2 separate regions of the Homo sapiens genome follow, and region 2 is linked to region 1. A link is a contact called in ENCODE Hi-C data. All regions are on one chromosome and are shown on one strand. The core of a region is the stretch at or near the end of the contact, and the rest is flanking DNA. Distances in the headings are between cores, read along the strand shown. Region 1 has its middle 240 kb from the start of LINC01243. Region 2 has its middle 160 kb from the start of LINC01243.

What was found. Hi-C counts contacts between places; a loop is a spot of excess contacts on that map. Pooled maps may share reads with other maps.
Region 2: a pooled map shows a loop between it and region 1 (3-fold over the local background). The contact joins two enhancer-like sites. A Hi-C loop is called at or near these places in 12 of 168 maps with a recorded cell type or tissue (CD4-positive, alpha-beta T cell, CD4-positive, alpha-beta memory T cell, CD8-positive, alpha-beta T cell and 6 more), 31 of 37 single-sample maps with no recorded cell type and 22 of 50 pooled maps.

The regions. Positions count from the first base shown.
Region 1 is chr9:31,136,661-31,139,329 of GRCh38, forward strand. No RefSeq gene overlaps it. Among named protein-coding and RNA genes, the nearest start is that of LINC01243, 240 kb to the right of the region's middle. Within about 2 kb of position 1,316, at least 2 of the 41 ENCODE cell types and tissues checked have a DNase peak (open chromatin) inside an H3K27ac peak, as active enhancers do.
Region 2 is chr9:31,541,260-31,543,928 of GRCh38, forward strand. No RefSeq gene overlaps it. Among named protein-coding and RNA genes, the nearest start is that of LINC01243, 160 kb to the left of the region's middle. Within about 2 kb of position 1,337, at least 3 of the 41 ENCODE cell types and tissues checked have a DNase peak (open chromatin) inside an H3K27ac peak, as active enhancers do.

The sequences.
Region 1 (2,669 bases), core at 66-2,565:
TCTCCCAGACTAGAGTGTGGTGGCATGATCAATGGCTCACTGCAGCGTCAACCTCACAGGCTCAAGTGATCCTCTTGCCTCAGCCTCCCACGTAGCTAGCACTACAGGCATGACACATATAGTATTAATACTTTCTTCTACCTGTTTCCAAAGACATTGTAAAAAGACAGTGAGTATGTGTGTGCATGTATTTGTGTGAAGGTGTGTGTGTGTGTAACAGGAAAAATATAATATAAATCTCCTTCATTTGGGCAGATCACAGAGTCATTACGCATAAAAGGAGAGGAAATAATGTCAATTTGGATTTGTTTCAAACTACTTTTATACGGACTTACTCTTAAAGCGGCTAAAAATTAGTGCAAAGTTGCAAACAGGTAGCATATAGGTGTTTGAACAGGGCTATCATTTTTCCTTGTGTCTCATGCAGCTGTGTGCAAAGTGTTATGATTTCCACAACTCAGTTGTAGGAGTCTCAGTCCACTAAGTCAGAAAGTCTGTGGACTCATGTCTACACATGAAAAGTCTAAGTACTAAAATAACTGAAAACAAACCTTTTATCAGGCCATGTTTACCAGACTTCGTGTTAGGGTTACAGGCCTGGAAATTTTGGCTTCGTCTATGCAGTATCACTCTCTTCTTATCTACATTCATGCGTCAGTGATGAGAAGTTTTTTTCTTTATGTCCACCCATGGGTTTTCTGTGGCCAGGCCTGACCACAGCTCACCACAACTTCATACTCAATTTCTCTGCCCCAGCACATAGTTAGGCAATGTGTCATTGCACAGTAGGAATCCAAATCAAATAACTCTGAACAAAGTCTCTTGTGTAGGTGGATTCTATACTTGCTTTTGAACGTTAAAAAAGAAAAGGAAAAATATTGCTGAATGTGCCTCCTACCATTTTCTATAGCACTGACCTTCACACCTGACCCAGATGGAAATAAAACATCCCTTACCTTTTTTTTAAATGCTTTAGAACACTATGTGACTAAAGAGGAAGTTTTGTGAGAATTATTTTTGCCACAGTCCTTACAGTTGAGAATGGCCCGAGTTTTATTTTGAAATCATCAGAGGATTTAATCATTAAATAATTGTTTACTATGGGACTTGGTTAACAGTAGGGATAACTGAATGAAATGGTTAAGCAAAGAGCATATCTACACGGTTAAAACAGGACTATTTTTTTCTTTCCTTTTTTTCTTTTTCAATTTTTTTTTTCTAACCTTGCTCTGTCACCCAGGTTGGAGTGGAGTAGCACAATCATACCTCAGTCTCTCCCAGGCTAGAGTGCAGTGGCATGATCAGTGGCTCACTGCAGCCTCAACCTCACAGGCTCAAGTGATCTTCTTGCCTCAGGCTCCCAAGTAGCTAGCACTACAGTCATACACCACCAAGCCTGGCTACTTTTGTGTGTGTGTGTGTGTGTGTGTAGAGACAGGGTCTCAGTATATTATGCAGGCTAATCTTGAACTTCTGGGCTTAAGCAATCCACCCACTTTGGCCTCCCAGACTGCTGGAATTACAGGTGTGGGCCACCATGGCTGGCTATTTTTTTCTTACATTTTTTAATGACCTTTCCACCACAAATGAAATTTACACATTATGTTTGATATTTATTTTATTTAAGATGTCAGAGGATTAATATCTTAACATTTAATTTGGAAATATTATATATATAATATGTACATATATATTTGCATACCAAAGTACAAAAAATAAATTGTCTTCAAGTGGACTGTATTATCGACTTTAAATTTGATCAACTTTAAATAAATTATGGTCCACAAGTACTATCACATGACAATTTTCTGATTAGCTGAATACATATAGGACAGACATTAAAGGCTGTTAAAAATGCTATCAACCAACTTTGAAAGAGATCACTTCGTAATGTGAATTTAAAGTTTAAAATTTTAAGATGAATAAAACAATATCACTCCTAAAATAAAATAAGAAAACTCAGAAATTTGTTATAAGAATATCAAAATATCTTACAGAAATTAGGAAGAGAACCAGAGACACTCGGTCCTACTTGAGGGTGGAGGGTGAGAGAAGGGTGAGGATCAAAAAACTACCTATCAGGTATTATGTTTATTACCTGAGTGGTGAAATAATCTGTACACCAGCCTCCCAAGACATGCAATTTATCTATATAACAAACTTGTGCATGTACCCCTGAACCTATAAAATAAACGTTTTAAAAAAAAAGAAATTAAGGGAAGGAATGCAGACAGCTGGGCATGAGATGTAACTCTGAGTCTAATAAGAATTTGCTTTCTGTCTCTTGATGCCTTTTCTACATGCCTACTTCATTCTTCTCTCTTCATTACATTCTTTGTTTTTCCAAGACCACATAGCCAAAGAAATTTGACAGTTTCTGAATTACACCAATTACAAAAACACAAACAAACTGAAAGATAATTGGTTTGAGTTAGGAATAGGTTCCTGCTATGTCTAATCCACTGTGTAAGTGGATTAGAGGGTGGAAGTACACTATTTTTAATAAAAGAAAAGATAAAAGAAGTTCTTAGAGAAGTTAAGGCAGGTAGTGGTTATTGAAAAGGCAAAACAAGGTATATACACCATTTTATTATCATGGAGCTTCTTTCATGATCCCTTGCCTTGCTGTTCCCTCTTTAGTACTGTCTTCTAGGCAATCCATGGTCCCC
Region 2 (2,669 bases), core at 87-2,586, 400 kb after region 1:
AGCCCATTTAAAAAATTTTTCTTTTTTTTTTTTTTTTTGAGACGGAGTCTCGTTCTGTCGCCCAGGCTGGAGTGCAGTGGCGTGATCTCGGCTCACTGCAACCTCTGCCTCCCAGGTTCAAGCAATTCTCCCTGTCTCAACCTCCCGTGTAGCTGGGATTACAGGCACCTGCCACCACGCCCGGCTAATTTTTGTATTTTTAGTAGAGACAGGGTTTTGCCATATTGGCCAGGCTGGTCTTGAACTCCTGACCTCAGGTGATCCGCCTGCCTCGGCCTCCCAAATTGCTGGGATTACAGCCGTGGGCCACTGCACCCAACTTAAAAAACAAACAAACAAAAAACTTCACCTGGTGTTTAGCTAGTCTTAAAACACAGCTTGAAGAAAAATCAACAAAACTGGACCCTTGCAAAAGAGACAAACTCCTCTTCAGTGCTTATAGGCTGAACCTAGACAAATTCTGAGCTGTTTGGACCTGACAGGCAAGAAGCACTGGGAACTGACTGTTCTCCATGCTTTCCCCAGGATGGCAGAAAGCTTATAATGTGTAAAAGCAAGCCCTGATAAATATAGCTCTCTGTGAGAACGCTGACAAATTCACTCCCTCATTTAATGAAAAGCTGCCAAGTGTGATGATATTTCTAGGAATGGTGCAAATGAGCCACTGTGAGAATGAAAAAAGAAAAGCCCAGGACAGACGCTTTTCTATTTAAAAACAGAAAGCAGCACATTTGTAAGAGCTATTGGACTGATGAGCTTCTTTCAGATATGTACCCTTGTTTTTAGCAAAGAACTGAAAGTATCATTTCAAGAACATCAATCAAATACAATGCTTAAAATTCAAGTGCTTAAGAAACATACAGATCTTCCTTTGCTAAAGTTGAAGAAGCACTATTCATCTTGAGCTATTATGCAGATCACATAGGTGTAACATGGCAACACTATTTTTCATTTAAACCTTGTAAACTTGGCCGAGGAAAAGGAAGCATGCTCATAATCACCGGGGGGAGACAAGCAAGGAATTTTAGAAGCACAATTTAATTCTTGTTACAAACAATCAACTGAAGTAGGAAAGTCTAGATTTAATAGCCCGTGTCATAAACAGACAGCATACCAGTGTTGTCTTTACTAAAATTCTGATTAAAATATCCAAAAAGATTTTTAGCACTCCAATCAACCATTTTGTGATATGGATCATTTAGCAGAGGTTATGTATCAGCTCAGTTCCCATTTAGGTCAATAGATTGCTTTTGTTCTGATAGATTCACGTGCAAGGCTCACCCTACAGGCTAGATGAGAAAGGGCAGCAGCTGTCTTCTGCTTGCTCAATCCTAGCTAAGGCAGATAACTACAGCCTGAAACTCTAGCTGTTTTGCAAGTAGATGTGGTTTGTAACAGGGTTAGTGGCCCAGAGAGGGCCCCACAAATTCTCCAGTGTTATTAGAAAACATTATTGTGAAATGATTCTGTATGACTAATAAGAGTATTTCTATTTACCGAATGTTGAACTCTTTGAAATGAAAGCCTCCACGGAGCTTATCTAAAACCATTATGAGTTTCATAGAGTGATGTAAGAACTTTTGTTTTCCAGAAAATAAACACCATATGAACAAATACAGCAACAAATATCACAACTCTATCCTATATCAAACAAACATATCACATCAGTTCTCTAACTTACTGAAAACAAGAGACCTCACAGGAGCCTACATTCAGAAAGATTTTCTGTGTAGTCTGACAAGAAGTGTTTCCCTAAACGTGATAATCACGTTTAGGGAAAAGTGCTGCTGGATAGCTGAGCTCAAGATTAAATGGATCAGGATCAGACAAAAATTTCAAAATGATTTTTTTCTGTTCTATTTGATATTCTCTCTTAAAATATCAGACTTAAGAACAAATATATTACAAATGTACTATTTTTAAGGGACAGATAGACAAGTGATAATCACGGGTTATCTGTTTGCTTCCAAACATACAGATACACAAAAACACACATAAAGTGAAATAAAGTTCTTACTCCATTTTTACTATTTTTTTCAACAAATATAAGATCAGAGTTACGACTTTTTTCTTCTTTATAAAATAAGACTCCTAGAAATGTTTTTTTATATTTGTACCTTGCTCAAACACAAAATAAATTAGCATTGTGCCTACCTTTTGAAAAAAAATAAGCAAGAGTATAGACATAGAGTATACTTTAAAATCTTAATTATGCTGTCATCATTAAATAAAAATTATTACATAACACCTGAAAAGGCAGTGATAGTAGTTGAGCTTATATTTGGAAAATGAATCAAAAAACAAAAAAAAATTTCTGTGAGAAGAAACATGAGAAACTCAAACATTTATAAATATGTGCAGTTGAATGAGCTGTATGAACTGCTTTAAAGAAAACACTCCTTAACATTGGACAGAATATATTTTAAAAGTAATTTATTTCATGCATTTATTATTTATTTGCTGCACTTTAAAACATACGTTTAAAATGAAAATTTGGCTATGAAGTTTTCTGTTTGTTTGGTTAACTTCTTTTTGGAAATGGGAATCCCCTGTAGAAGACAGAATTTATGTCACATAAGTATTAGCAACCCATTATGTGTTGTAGTATCATGTAGTGCCTATGGTATAATCTGTCCTGAGGAAATCTGTTGGTCAAGATAGCTATGCAT